Linked DNA regions of Mus musculus: region 2 is linked to region 1. Evidence: chromatin loops called from intact Hi-C (ENCODE). Cell type or tissue: heart. All regions are shown on one strand.

Evidence for each region. A loop is a pair of places that touch in the nucleus more often than their neighbours do. Peaks named below come from ENCODE experiments on the same cell type or tissue, not always from the same donor. Only the 100,000 strongest peaks of a DNase experiment are listed, where the experiment ranks them.
Region 2: it touches region 1 in a loop (5-fold over the local background); 14 of 42 quality-filtered maps call a loop at or near these places.

Annotation. Positions count from the first base shown.
Region 1 is chr1:157,454,503-157,462,502 of GRCm38, forward strand. It overlaps Cryzl2 (crystallin zeta like 2), which reads left to right and starts at 4,066. Exons shown (of 10, transcript NM_001033284.2): 1 at 4,066-4,143; 2 at 4,242-4,350; 3 at 7,451-7,547. The coding sequence starts at 4,094. In heart, CTCF peaks have their summits at 3,993 and 4,197; a DNase peak (open chromatin) is centred at 4,049; H3K4me3 peaks cover 945 bases; H3K27ac peaks cover 1,220 bases.
Region 2 is chr1:157,081,365-157,089,364 of GRCm38, forward strand. Gm30568 (a long non-coding RNA gene) reads right to left here and starts at 267. Exons shown (of 3, transcript XR_373631.2): 1 at 198-267. In heart, CTCF peaks have their summits at 276, 838 (motif pointing right) and 4,934 (motif pointing left); a DNase peak (open chromatin) is centred at 4,957; H3K4me3 peaks cover 898 bases; H3K27ac peaks cover 2,305 bases.

The DNA.
Region 1 (8,000 bases):
AGAGAGAGCAAGCAAGCATGTGCAAGAGCCCTTAAAACTGGGACTCCAGTTCTAGGGCACCTGACTCCCTCTTATGGCCTCCATTCCTGCATGTGATACACATAAACTCACATAAACTTATGAATGAACACACACACACACACACTAAACAGATTGATAGATAGATGATAGATAGATACTAAATAAACAAATAAACAAACAAACAACCTTTGGGATTTGTGGCTTCAGTTGTGTGGGGCCAGCAGCTTTCCTATGCAACTGGTAGAGCTCCTTGCTTCCCACCCTCTTGGCATTAATTGAGTACTGCTATGTGCTGGACGTAGAAGTAAACTTGGAGGCAGCAGCAGCAGCTTTTCCTTTCAAGCCCTGTTTTTGGATGGTGCATTTTTACTGTTGGAGGATTCTTGTACCTTCCCATCGTCATCCTAAGTTGAGCGTATACTGTTTTCTACTATCCTGTGAAAACAGAGCGGTTTGCGTCTCAGGCTTTGGCTTGCTTCTTCACCCCCAGCTCTCCAGCAGCTTCTGGATGTTAAATATTATCTCTCCGTGTGATATGCACCAGAAGGAAGACTCAGCTGTTACTCTTTTACTTCCCTAATGAGCCTCAAGCTGGTTCAAGCTGGTTTAGAGGGCAGTGATCAATCTCCTGCCTCCTTTAGAGAGGACTGAGTGTTCAGATTTAGCTGCTCGATGTTAATCTCCTACAGCACTCAACTTTTATTCTTCTTGTTTCTTCTTGCCACCTCACTCCCAAATAAAATTAAATAACCGGGGACAACTAGAAGCAATAGCTGAACGTAGACAGTAAGGTGTGGCAACGTCTCGATGGATAAGCTAGATGTCTCTCTTGCTACTATGAAAACCACTATTAAACAGCCTGTCACCCTTTTAACTGCTCTCTGTAGACGTCAAACTTATTTTTACACATAAGTGCGCAAATCACTTCAATTACCTAAAATATTTTCAACACCTTTCAAGACTCTTTTTTCTTTTTAAAGATTTACTTATTTTATGTATGTGAGTATACTATAGCTTTCTGTCTTCACACACAACAGGAGAAGACATCAAATCCCGTTACAGATGGTTGTGAGCCACCATGTGGTTGCTGGGAATTGAACTCAGGTCCTCTGGAAAAGCAGTCAGTACTTGTAACCACTGAGCCATCTCTCCAGCCTTCAGGACTCTTAAATAGATTTCTACTTTTTTTTTTAGATTTTTCATAAATGTTGAATGCCATCTTGAAAATTTTCCTTACACTCCTTGATCTTCATATTCTCTGAGAATGGCAGAATATTGTGAAAACAACAATAGAACCTTTTTCTGGAGCTGGATAGGCATCTTGGTGAGTAAGAGTACCCGCTGTACAAGCAGGAGGGCCTGGTTTTAATCCCAGCAGCCTCCTCAAAAGCTTGAAGGGGTCGTGTGCATCGCTCCATCCCCAGAACTGTGTGTGTTTTGGGGGAGGGATGTTGAAGACAGGAGAATCCCTGGAGCTTGTTTACTGCCAGCCTAGCTCCGGGTCTAGTGAGAGACTCTGTCTTGAAGGGAAAAGGCAGAGAATGAGAGAGTAACATACTTAACATCCTTCTCTGGCCTCTGTGTGAACCTAGACATGTTCACCCTTGTACATACATGAACTTATACCACACATACATTCCCCCCCACCCCCATATACTTGCACATGAAAACCTTTCTGTAAAAGCACTTAATTACAAATATGAGACTTAATACTTAGTGTTATTTCCAATTACCTGGAAAATTAATACTAGATAACTGAGTTCTCGTTCAATAATTTATTAGGTACATATCTATTAAATACTGAAAATGTTATGCATTATACAGATCCTACAAATTAAACAAGATTAAGAAATGGTTGCTAGGCCTGGGTGTGGTGGTGTATACCTTTAATCCCAGCACTCTGGAGGTACCAGTTGGATCTCTTGTGAGTTTGAGGCCAGCCTGGTCTACACAGCAATAACAATTAATACTCAGAACAAACAATCATTACATACTTCATAAGTTAGAGATTTATTGCTGTTGGCTTTCCTGGCAACCAGGAACTCCCTCCTCCATCCCCGTTGCTATGGATCAAGCTCAGGGCCTTACAGTCTAGGTTGGTGCTCTACTCTGGAGTTACACTACAGGCTTAAGGATGACCATTTGGTGGTGACATGGATTTCTCCACTATTCCTATCTTTCCTTTTTTTCACATTGCTGGAGATTGAACCCAGGGCCTCTAGTTTGCCAGGGTGAGCACCATAGCACTGAGCTACATCTCCAGGTCCCAAGTTCATCTTACATGCTTGGTTTATATGCCGTTTACAGAGTGCTTTCCTGCCTGTCTCATTGGAGCCATGGGTTTTTTAAAAGAAATCATCTCCCATTGTAGACATTGCTTCCCTTCGGTTGTTTGTATGTGGAGCTGAAAATTCCCAACGGGTACGATTATGATGACAGCGCCTACTGCACACCTGAGGGGCTTATTTGTTCTTGGGTTCCTCAGCCCTCAAAGCCTTTAGGTCATAAACTCAGAAATGCATCCTTCCTTTTCGCTTTACAGTTTCCTCCATTCAATTGCTGTTCGTTCCTGCTCAATGCCTTCTCTTATGGAAGAGTTAATTGAGGGCGAGAACCATTAGGGAGGTGGCCAAAGAGGTGGTAGAACTGGATTTCAACCTGTGGCCTATACCCTCTGGCCAGATGTCTTCCAAAGATGCCATGCTGTCGTTAAATCTATTTATCCAATGATATAGTCTTCCATTCTTTCCAGCATAGCATGTACCTCACATACATTGCTGGCGTATAGTCACTTGCTGTTTTAAATAGGTCAGATAGATCTACATCTAATACTAACGTGTGTGTGTGTGTGTGTGTGTGTACATACATGTACATGGTTCATGTGTAAGGTCAGCATTTGGAGGTTAAAGGACAATTTTTGGGAGTAGGGTCTCTCTTTCTACCATGTGACGTCTGGGGGTTGAATTTAGCTTATCAACCTTGATAGCAAGCACCCTTACCCACTCAGTTATCTTGCCAATGCCAAAGCAATTTTATATACTATTTCATATAGACAGTAGTATTATTTTTGGTTCTTCTAGGGCATACCTGTGCCCCTAAGGCTTATGTCATCACTGAATCACATTTACCAAGGGGTAAACCTTTGGAGCATGAGAGTCATTAAGTTTTGGGCTGACTTTTTATTTATTTTTTTACTAACTAATATTTTAAGACAGGGTTTCTCTATGTAGTCCTGGCTGGCCAGGAACTGGCTATGTAGACTAAGTTGGCCTCAAATTTACCAAGATTTACCTATCTTTGCCTTCTGAGTGATGGGATTAAAGGCATGTGTCATCATGTTAATTTATTTTTATTTTTATCGGAGACAGGTCTTACAATGTAGCTCTGGCTGATTCGAATGTTCAGTTTTCTTGTCTCTGTCTCCTGGGCCCTGGGATTACAGGCGTGTGCCCAGCTGGCTTGTCTTTAATTGGATATTCTCTTTGGATTTGTTCAGGATCAGTTAACACCAGACTATTGGTAACAGTTTAGTTTTTTTTATCATAATTAGTCCTGTGTGAGAAAATTAGTGGCAAGAACTCTAGCAGTTCAAATGTAGACATCAAAGGATTCACCTGTGCATTTTGGACTTCTTTCTTAGAAAGAACCCCAGAACTACTACTGAAATGTTACCAAACACAGATTTAATAGTCTTCCAGGCACACCCTGTAGTTCCAGCACTCAGGAAACAAGAGGCAGGAAGATGACATGTTCTAGGCCAGCCTGGTCAACACTGTGAGAGCTACCTAATGAGACCCTGTCTCAAAGACTCTTAATCTGGGGTGATCGAATCATTTCCCTCATGCTTCCTTTTTGTTTTCCAGAACCAGCGAAGAGATCAAGGGTTGCACACACTGTTTGGTCTAACCCTAGAAGTGGTGTGGGGCTGACAGTCCCCTGCACAGACAGACAAGAGCTCCGCCTGCCGGTCAGGTCACCCGGCCAGAGCAGGCACGTCCTGGGACGCCTTTCCGCTCTCCCCAGAGCTCTTCCTGCCACATGCTGGCCACGCCCCTCGCGACTTCAGCTGGCCATGGCAGCAAGGCTGTGTACGCGTTGCCTCCCTCCGGTGTGGCTCTGCAGGTGCAAGCCCAACTCCCCCCCCCCCCGCCCCCCCCCCGGCCCCCTTACAGACCCCAGGGGTACTGCTGAGAAAACCAGCTCCCTTTTCTTTGTTGCAGGCAAGCCTGGCAGGGCCAAGGCCGGCACTACCGAGCTGCACTCTGCACCGAGTTGAAGCAGCCCCTGACCATTCAAGAGGTGGCTCCCCGCCCCGTCGGGCCACAGGAGGTAGGGTGACAAGCTTGACCCCGGGATGCCTCCTTGTATAGTTCAGAGCCTCTGACTTTCTCGGCCCAGCACTCGTGGGCTTCCTGCTTCGGTCAAAATCCTAGTTCCCAAGCGTAGGGGGCGACCAGAGGCTGGAGCGCACCCACTTTAGGTTGGAAGGTCAAGCCCTTTCAAGGTTCACGGAAAGGCTAGAAATGTCAAGGAAGCCCTCCCTCAAATCTCAAGCATAGGCCTCTCAGAGAGCTCCAGAGCCGTTGCCTTAGAAACTGTGTCTGATTTACACAGGACTTTACATAACAATACAGACAAAAGGACCCTTATCCTTTGCTTAGCCCCTCTTCAGGGTCAGTATCAAATTATGTACGGGTCCCCGAACCATTGCCCCCATCCCAATCTATCTCATGAAGAATACAAGCCTGGGCTCCTCTTATGTCCTGCTGTAATTTGGGATGAGATCCTTTTCCTGCCAGGAAATGTGGAAGTCACCTTGGCCTTGCCTGTTGACCACTTTGGTGACAGCGTGTGACACATATGTAGTAGAGAATGACAATTTGAAACAGGGTGGAGTACGCAAGAGTATCTTCATGTTAGGGGTCGCTCATGAGAGGCAGAGATGCAGCTACAGTTGTAAAGGTCACCCAAATGGGGCCTGTGGTTAAAACAGATTATTGGAAGAGAGGGTGATCACAGCCATTCAACTTCCCTCATCTTGAGTCATTCATTTCTGGGATAACACCATGTCATCCAGGCTGGAACTGAACTTACAGTCTTCTTGTGTCAGTCTCCGGAGTGCAGAAATGCCTCCCTACTCTTGGCTAAGTTGTTTTTAAACCAAGGTGGAGTGTCTTGAGGACAGTGGACATGCTATCCACCAGTCAATAAGTACTCCAGTTTTTGGATGCGGAGGCATGGGCTCCCCAGTTTTGCTGTTTGCATTGTAAGGAGCTAGCTTCTGAGAGTGTTTTTATGTTATTTTTCTTTGCCTTTAAATCCCTGGAGTTTGCAACGGGCCCTGGCATGTGGCACATACTTAAAGAACTGAGAAATGAATGATTTTGATAGATAAAGAATGGCTTCTAACCAACCCGCCACCTCTCCAGTAAACGTAAACACGTAGAGCACATTGATCTGGGATTCCAGCTGGCACCTTTTGGGATCCCCACCCTTGTGGGCTGCATTCTCTGATGAGCACCAGAGTTCTCTGGGCCTGTTCAGACAGGTTGCTGAGCCTCTCCTATCTTCCCATGTATGAGTCAGTATGGGGTGTGGCCTCAAAGTTGGAACTTCTTTTTTTTTTTTTTTTTTTTAAGACAAGAGTCTCATTATGTATCCCTAGCTGGCCTGGAACTCATAGAAATCTGCCCATCTCTGTCTTCTCAGTGCTGTCGTTAAGGGCAAACTTCACCCCAACACAAGGTGAAGTTTGAATTTCTAACCAAATCGCAGATGATGCCAGTGATGATGGTCCTGGACCCACCACCTTTTGAAACTCACTGGCTCCTCAAAAGGTCTAGAGTAGTGGTTCTCAGCTATGGATTGTGACCCCTTTAGGGGTTGGATGACTGTATTAGTCAGGGTTCTCTAGAGTCACAGAACTTATGGACAGTCTCTAGATAGTAAAGGAATTTATTGATGACTTACAGTCGGCAGCCCAATTCCCAACAATTGTTCAGTCGCAGCTGTGAATGGAAGTCCAAGGATCTAGCAGTTACTCAGTCTCACACAGCAAGCAGGCGAAGGAGCCAGAGCTAGACTCCCTTCTTCCAATGTCCTTATATTGTTTCCAACAGAAGGTGTAGCCCAGATTAAAGGTGTGTTCCACCACACCTTTAATCCCAGATCAAAGGTGTAGCCCAGATTAAAGGTGTGTTCCTTAAACTCGGAGATTTAATCTTCTGGAATCCATAGCCACTATGGCTCAAGATCTCCTAACCAAGATCCAGATAAGGATCTCCAAGCCTCCAGATAAGGGTCACTGGTGAGCCTTTCAATTCTGGATTGTAGTTCATTCCAAATATAGTCAAGTTGACAACCAGGAATAGCCACTACAGATGACCCTTTCACAGGGGTCCCATCTCAGATACCTTGCATACCAAGGCATTTACCTTACAACTCATGACAGTAGCAAATTGCGGTTATGAAGTAGCAATGAAAATAATTTTATGGTTGGGGCTCACCACCACATGAGGAACTGTGTTAAATGGTCGCAGCATTAGGAAGGTTGAAAACCACTGCTCTAGAGAAACTGCTGGCCATGTGGTTGTAGTTCTACCTCAGTGATGACTTTGTCAAGAGCATAGAAGACAGGGATCTAGGCTGTCCTCCCGGGTTCGAGCTACTCAAATTCCAGCATATTGCCTTTGCTCAGACAACGCCGCAACCCCCTGCTTAGTGGCGTTCTGTTGTTCCCAGTATGAAGGACCTTCCTCAGTTCAGACCTACAAATCTCAGTGTAGTGTGGAGCTCTCACTCCTTGTCGCTCTCTCCTCTTCCAGTTCTAGACTTGCTAGTTTTTCTTTTGTCCCTCACGCAGGGCATCTGCACACGCCATAGCTTTTGTCTGTGCCAAGCACCAAGCGTTCACCTCCAAGTTTGAATCATTAACTCTTGGCTTTTACTAGTGCAAGGGTTACTTTCCTAGTTTTCCTTGGCATTCCTCAAGAGGTCACATACCCTCATCATGTGCTTTCTCCTACCTTTAAGACTTTATGTTAGGTTATAATTTAACACATATGAGCCACGCATGGTGGTTCAGGTTTATAATTTTGAGAGGCCACAGGGAAGATTTTAAGTTTGAGGCCAGCATGGACTACATAGTGAGTTTGAGGCCAGCCTGGGCTACATAGTGAGATTCTGACTCAACAACATATGGCTTTGTTAGCTTTATTATTATTTAGTTGGTGCCTTTTCTGCTATACTTATAGGTCCACAACGGCAGAAACTCGGTCCATTTTGCCTCCTGATAATCTGGCTCATGGTTCATTGTCTGGCATATGGTTGTCATTCGTTCAGTAGCCCTTTTGAAATGCATTATTACTGAATGAACATTGTCTCTAGGGTGTATACGTCTCTGTTTTGTTGTGCTGTGTTTCTTCTGCAGGTCAGAGTTGATGTTCATTTCTGTGGTGTTAACTTTGCTGATATTTTGGCCTGTCGTGGTCAGTATCAGGAAAAGCCTCCTCTTCCCTTTACACCGGGTGAGTACGGGGGACCAAGTGACTGCTACTTCAGAAAAGAAGAATTTAGAGTCTTCAGAGCCACACCCATCTTCTCAGACACTACTCCCCACTCTCTGCCAGGCTTGACCAGTGAGGTTTCTGTTATTTATGTCACTATCATTGTTAGAGTAACTACCTCATGACTCTCCCCCTATAGGCCTATTGTGTCCCCAGCTTAGCATTGTACCAATCCATAGATGACACTCAGTGGTCTAGTTAGATTTTCTGTTGCTGGGATAAACCACTCTGACCAGAATCAACTTGGGAAGGAAAGGGTTTATTTGGCTTACACTTCTATCAGGAACTGAAGCAGAAACCATGGAGGAATTGCCCAGGCCCATCTGCCCAGAGATGGTACCACTCCCAGTGGGCTGGACCATTATACATCAATTAGCAATCAAGAAAATGCCCCACAGACATGCCCACAGGCCA
Region 2 (8,000 bases), 370 kb before region 1:
TAAAAACCCACAACCAAAGGAGCCCTCATCTCGGCCCAGAAAAGCCAAAGTTTGGCCCCGCTGGGCTCTCGGCCACACCTGAGAGAGAAATGACTCAGACTGGACACAACTGTCTCCAAATGCCCTCAAGTGACTCATAGCAAACAGGGCAAAGGTGGCTGCCTAATGTCTCCCTGGCAGCTCCATTCTCCACTTACCCAGGAGAGGTTACAGCAGAGTGGACCACCGCTCATTTGCTCCTCTGTGTTTAAACCCCTCCTCCCTTCACTACACCGGAAGTCTTCCCTCTGGCGGTGGACTTGAGTCAGCTGAAGAGTATTTAGAACCTCTGCCGCCTCAGGCTGCCAGCAGAGAGCTTGATTCAATTGCTTTAGCACCAGCCTTCCTGTTCACAGTGTCCAGAATGCCCCGCTCCCCCCGCAGGCAAGGCTCAGACCACAGCTCTGACCCTGGAGTGTATACAGGGATGCTAAACAGGGGACTCCACGTTCTTGTTTGACCCAGACACCAATGCACCTGCAGCTGGTTCTCAGGCCTTCCATTGGTGGCCTAGAGCTATGCTCATTTCTGAAACCCAACCTTCCTTGGATTTTTTCCCCTTTAACTCTTCTTAGATTTTAGTAACATAAAAGTTTTAATTCTCTGAAGCGCCTATGAAAGCAAGCTATTACATTTCAGAAGCATGGATGTGGGAAAACAAGGAAAAATATTTATTGACCTTTTAAAAAGATTATTTTCGTCTTTTAAATTGTGTGTGTGTGTGTGTTTGTGGTTGGATGGGTTGTGGGGGAGGCATGTGTGTGCATGCAGTGCCCGCACAGGCCAGAAGAGGGCGTCGAATCCCCACTGGAACTGGAGTTACAGACAGTTGTGACCCACTAGCCGTGGGTGCTGGGTATTGAACTCAAGTCTTCTCTAAGAGAAGCACACGTTCTTAACCACTGAACCACACTGCACTTTATTTTTCCTACGCAGTTAAGGGATCCTTAAATTCATTTCTGTTTTGTATATATTTGCTTCTCTTAAGTCAATAGTTCATAATGTACCATCTATTGTTACGTTTTACACATCTGGTTTTTGTTTTGGCTTCATTTGCTTTGGACTTTTGAACATGCACGGAGGTAAACAGGATAGCATCTTGAAGAAGTGTGTACCTACGTGTCCCAGCCCCACAAGGCCAAGCCAGCACTCCCCACCCCCATCACCTCAGCCTCTCTTGCACTGTTTTGAGGTATACCTTGGGTTTCATATTTATGCTGTCTGTAAATGTGTTAGCAAATCACACAGGAAGAACATGGTTTGTAATCACAACTCCCCACGCACCAAAACAAATGAACATTTCCTAGTGTTCACGTTCCCTTACAGCACCATGCATGAAGACTTTTAGAGACTGAATCAGAGACTCTTGAGTTCAGTTTAGATGCTGACTAAACTAAACAAGTGGTGTCTGTTTTAGCGTGTATTAATCTATAGGTTATTCTTCTGGCCCGTGTTTTCTTTCCAGTCTACTCGTAGAAGCACTGGGGTGTGTCTCCTGCATGTTTTGCTGATGGTCTCACTGTAGTGTAGTTTACATGCTCGCTGTCCCCACTTTCTGTAAACTGACACACTTACACACACATGATTTAAAAATAATAGAGATAAAATATTTTTAAATAAAAGGTTTTACTGTAGATTTAAGCATGAAGGAGGAAAGAGAGGGAGAGGGAGAGGGAGGAAGACTGACTTTGAGGAAATAGACCATTGTACGTGGCCAAGAAGCGTGGGTGTGGGTTTCTCAAGCGAGACAGGGCCCCAGAGTTGCAATTCATACACCATTTTAGCTGAATGTAGTGGCACAGTCTTATAACCCTGGCACTCAGGAGCTTCAGCAGGAGAATGGAGAATTTGAGGCCAGCCTGGGTGACATAGACTGTCTCAAAGAAATCAAAACCAATCTTACAGTTTGTGCAAACCTCACCTTGTCCTTGTACATTTCCCACACAGCTCAAGAGTCGAGTGTTGCTTTCAGCTAATAGGAAAGGGCATGTGGACACCCTGCCAGGAGGCTGGGAATTCCTTTACACTTTAATGTGGCCAAAAGCCCTTCCAGTTTGTCTCTCTTCTGGTGTTAAAAGTCAGAGTAGGGCTGGCTTTAGTGCTGAGGCCCCCGAGTGTTCTTGTAGGCCTAGTATGTGTGAATGTGGAACCGGCAAAGATGAGATCACATTTGGTAGACATGGAAGTCCAGGCACTTGAGTGTCTTCTGTGGCGGGAGGTGGGTAGACTCAAGCACATCGCCTCACCAGCTTTTAGTTATCCCTTGCTTACCCGGGATCTTGCTGGAATGCAGACCTGGCTCCTTGGTCTTGGGACCTGAGATGCTGCACACCTAACAAGCTCCCAGGGATGCTGCAGCAAGGCCTCTCCAGGCTCTGTAGGTGGTCAGGCTCTGCGACTGGATGATGTGTGTGTTGATGTTGAATTGCTGAAGTTCAGCATGGCAGTCATGGAGGCTTCCTGGAGGAGGTGGTACTTTAGCTGAGACATGTTGTTGTGTTTGCTTTATGTTATTGTTTTGTAGAAAAAATTCATAGCCACAGAGTTGTGGAGCCACCGCTTAAGCTTAAGACAAATTGAGAGTCAATATACACGGGACAAAGGGCACACTAAATGGTACAATATGCTATTCAGTAGAGTCACGGTTAGGCAAATGTCACCAGCAGCAAATTTCAGAACATTTCTTCACACACACACCAAAAATTTCATATAACCAGTCATCCCAGCTCCTTTCAGCCATCCTGTAAGCTTGAAGATTTGTATAATCTATCTATCTATCCATCCATCCATCTCTGAGAAAGTTTTGATATGTAGCCCTAGCTGTCCTGAAACTCACTTTGTAGACCAGGCTGGCCTCGAACTCCTACCGCCTACCTCTGCTTCTCTAGTGCTGGGATTAAAGGAGCATACCCGTTGTTTTCAGTAAGTGGAGTATCTTCAAGGTTCATGGACACTATGGGATCTTCTATCACTTTCTTCTTATGGTTGAATACCCCTTCATTCTCCTTTGCTCTCCTGTCAGTTGTCTCCGTCTTTCGTGAGAGCTCCCTTGGTCTTGTCCTACCAAGACCTGAGAGGGAACAGCTTTTCTTCTCCCTGGGTAGCCATCAGAGCTTTACAAAGAAGTGGCAAGCAGGTATGTTTGTAGTCGGGACTCTGGGAGGCAAAGGTCAGGCACAGATAGATATGCCTGGCAGCAAGCACATTCTAATGCGGACTCATCACAGAGGGTCGCAGGTGAATCCTGCTTGTGGGTGGAACGTGATGGAGAAGGATCTTGTCTTTGCGATGGTCCGGTCTGATTCTGGTGGTCTTCATGTACTTCCCACCTGAAGACTCTCTAGGAAAGTCCCAGCCCCCATCTCAGCCCACCCCTCAGCACTGAGACAGGACTTTGCAAGCAGGACCTCTGACTCCAGGAGAATGCTGTGTGGGCAGTCGGACTGCCCAGGATTATCTGTTTGCAGCACAAAACGCTGGCCGGGGGGGGGGGGGGGGGGGGGGGGGGGGGTGGGGGTGGGGCGCTCTCAGTGGGGGTCCCCAGAGAGCCAGGCCTGTAAGCTGTCACAGCAAGGCAATTCTTCCCAGCTCAGCGGTTTTCCAGAGTCAGGCCTGATGGCTCATCCTTTTCCTTGGGTTGACCTCTCTCTGGTCTCACCCAAGTGCACACACAGAGCTGCACAGAACCTGCTGACACACCCTTCAAATCTGTTTAGAGAGTTAGCTCTGGGCTGCTCAGAGATCTCCCCAGAAAGCTGTTCTGTCTAAGACAGGGGTTGCTAACCTGTGGGTCGTGACCCCTTGGTAAGGGGAAGGTCAAATGACCCTTTCACATCAGGTCGCCTAAGACCATCAGAAAGCACCGATATTTACATAACGATTCATAACAGTAGCAAAATTACAATCATGAAGTAGCAACATAAATAATGTGGTCGGGATCATTACAACTTGGGGAACTGTATTGAAGGACCACAGCATTAGGAAGGCTGAGAACCAGTGTGCTAAGAGGACAAGAGCCCACTGGCAGGTGCCCCCAACACATCCTCAGCACAAGCAGCCCGGTGCCACTTCCCTTTAGCCCACTGTCTGGGAATTTATCAAGGAGACTAATCAGGCTTTTAACTTGCACATCTTCCTGGTAGGGCTGCAGTGTGGAGCGTCAGGAGCTGAGAAGAGCCCTGGGTGTGCAGGGGTGCAGACAGGGAGGGGTGCTGTGAGAGAAGCCGAGAGTGTGGCTTCTATGCCAGCCAGCCAGCCAGGCTACACGTGCTGAATTTTGGAGTAGATCTGCAGACGTGAGCCCCAAGTTAGGGTCTAGTAGGGCAAATGGGAGGTTGACAAAACTGGACTTTGTCTAGCACTTTATGTATATAAGAGACGAATTAAAATACGATTGCTCTTCCTGTCCCCAACTCTTGTGTATCTTCTTTCTTCCTTTTCTCTCCACACTTTCTCTTCTCCACCGTTCCATATAACCTTTATTTGATTCTAGAAGTTAAAATAAAAAATAGTGCTCTTTTCTCCCCCATTTAAATATTTAAAAGGTTTTAAGAGGTCAGCCTTAGCACCTAGCCACAGTAACCCGATTTTCTGAGGACATGCTCTGTAGCCCTGGGCCTGGCTCACACACTCACTCAGCCAACGCTGGTGAAGTGTACGAAAGGTTGGATGACAATCTCTTTACTGTAGATTCATGTACTGGCTTTGTCTGGGACTAATCTCTCTGAGAATGAACACTAGTAAACACACGAGTCTGTATCATCAGGCGCCCGGAGATCCACAAAATCCCAAGGTGGTACCCAGGGTCTAGACTCCTAGTTTGTCTAGTCCCCGTTGCATCCTGGCTGCTTTGGCTTCTGGGAAGTTCAGTGGGCAGAGACTAATGGGGCTGTGGCGCCCTCTGCTGGCGCGTTTTCATGACTGCTCTCCCCACCCCTCTTCCCTTCCCGCCTGGGAATACAAGGTCTTTGTTTTGTATTGGATTTAGGAAAAGGTTCCGGTCTCACTCTAAGCCCTTTTCTCTGTCAAGGTCAAATCTGAGAGTGTTTTATGCTAATAAAACTGAGCGCCAGAGGGAGCGTCTAGGTACCAATAACCCCAATGAAAGGAGGGTCGACAGCCTCTCCGGTCTGTCCGGGGTGGGGGTGGGGGTGGGGCCTCAAATAGAAACGACTTCTACTCCAGGTCTGCTCTGTCGTCCCTTAAGAAAAGCAAGAGATGTTTCTCCCCGCTAGAAGAAACAACTCCGAGACGGTTCTTGCACAGAAGCAGGGCTGCACTTTCACTAACACATCACTTCGGTTCTCCCCTGAGGCTTGAGGAACAGCTGGACAGAAAGCCAAAGGATTCTGTCAGGGCTAAGCCTCCCCTCCCCCGGGAGCAGGTATTAGATTGTCCTGAAGGGCACTGGGCACAGCGGCTAAGCCGGAGACCCCATCCACACAGCAGACTTGAACTTTGGAGCCACCAAGCAGGGCTTCTTAGAGTGTATGTCCAGGGCAGGTTCCCACTCTGTAGGTCAGAGCCAGCGAAGTGCCTTTCTGACAAGTGCTCAGACAGCGATGATGCCAGCAGTCCTAGGCTTCCCTGTGAGAAGCAAGTGCAAAGAGGAAACTGCCAACCAATGCGAGCCCTGTTCAAATCCCAGCTCAGCCGCCTGCGACATGACCTTGGAAGGAATTACTTTCACCCGTCTCTTGGCTTGTTTTGTTCTGTATAAAGTGGTACAACCCTTTGAATGACTTCACAGAATGCGAAAAGATTCCATGTTTTTTTTTTTAAATAATAAAATGAAGCAATGCCAGTTGTCACGTGTACTCAGCCTGTCTGCCTGCCACACTATTGATACATTGTGTTTGCCTTCCCACCTGGTAACTGTCATGGTCACCCAAGTCTAGGGGAGACAAGAGCAACTTTGCTGTTAAATAACTTGCCCTCTAGAGAAGACAGACCCGAGTCACAGAGGCTGTGCTATCTGCAGAGCTGGTGACAAGTCTGCTTCCAGGGCTAGGCAGACCAAGGAAGGCAAGGAATGCTGGGAGTGAGAACTAGTATTTACATACAATAAATAAGGCAATTTCCAGTGAGGGGGCCGTGGGGACAGCGGAGGAGCAAGAAGAGCCCTGAAACAAGAGTGGACATAATACATTTGAAGAAATGCTAAGAGAACAGTGTGGCTAGATCCAGAGAGTGAGGCGACAGTAACACGGGGCTGGGAGTGGTGAAGATGGAGACGGATGAGCCCGGGTGGTGTGGGTGCGTGTTTTTAACCTCAGCACTCTGGAGGCAGAGGCAGGTGGATCGCAAGTTCAAGGCCGCCTGGTCTACAGAGTGAGTTCCAGGGCTCTGTAGGTAGCCAGGGCTACCCAGAGAAACCCTGCCTCGAGAAAATAAAACAAACAGCAAACAGAAATAAGGACAACAAAAACAACAAACAAACAAACAAACAAACACCACTGGGAACTTCTGAGCTTAAGGGTAGCAGACCTAACAAGATGGGAAAGAGCAGGCAGCTCCAGCTGGTTGTGACTCCAGGGACTCCCTTGAGCCTATCATAATTTGACTTCTAGGGAAGACTACTGCTGAGGTTTTTCTGCATCCTGCTGAGGTTTTTTCAGCTCAGGCCTCTGTGCTCATACAAACATGGAATTTGACCCCATAGAGCCATGTTTGTCTTTTGTAAGACTTTTTATTTTATGTGTGTGAGTGTTTTGCTTCTATGTATGTATGCACCACGTGTGTGCCTGGTGCCTGAGGAGGTCAGAAGAGAGCACTGCATCCCTGCGACTGGAGTTACAGACGATGGTCAGCCTCTGCGTTGGTGCTAAGAATTGAACCTGGGTCCTCGGCAAGAACAAGAACAAGGGCTCTTAACTGCTGAGCTGTCTCTTTACCTGTCGTAGCTAGTAGCTGAATATTGCATTAAATACATCTTGACACACACACACACATACATACACACACACACACACACACACACACACCCACCACTATATAGTGGCCCTGGCTGTCAGGGATTCATTATATAAAACAGGCTGGCTCTAAAGTCACCCAAAGATTTGCCCACCACTCCTTCCTACCTCCTGAGTGTTGGGATCAAAAGAGTATGTCACCATATCTGCCTCAGTATGTATAATTTTTAATATCAGTAGAGCATTTCTATCTGGTGTCCACTTACATTGTTCCAACGTTTTGTTTTGTTTTGTTTTGTTTTGTTTTGTTTTGTTTTGTTTTGTTTTGTTTGAGACAGGGTCTCTTTGTATAGTCCTGGATGTCTCAGAACTCACTTTATAGACCAGGCTGGCCTTGAACTCACAGAGATCAACCTGCCTCTGCCTCCCAAGTACTGGGATTAAAGGCGTGCACCCTCCTCCCCTTGCTGTTTCAAACTTTTAAATATATATAATGAACAACTCTGATGAACCTTCTAGTAAAATCTTGGCACACATTTTTCCCTGTCTTTAAGGCAAGTGATAGTTTATAACTGCCCCCAGAAAGACTGTATTCGAATCTCTCTTAGGGCTGCTCTTCTCTGCTTAGTTACTGTCCACAAGAAGCAACACATTGTGCTCCCCACTTTTGAAAGCCGATAGCAGCAGAGACGATTTTCTATTCTACTCTATTTGGATGTCTTTACTTTTTTCTTGCCCAACGGCTTTGTCTAAACTCTTTAACAGTACAATGAGAACAGGATTCTTGGTGAGGATTTTTCATCTGTGTTCATTGGAAATATTGGTCTGTGGTTTCCTTTTCTTGTCTTTTTCTGATTATATCGGCTGCGGAGTTATACTTTGCCTAATTATTATATTGAATTACATCACCAGAGCTTTTTCATTTATATAAAAGATGTTGGATTTTGCCAGTTGTTTTTTCTACATTTTTTTCAGATGATTGTCTGTTTTGTTTTGTGTTATATAGTGATTGAACGACATTTATTGACTTCTTTATTCAATCACCTTTGC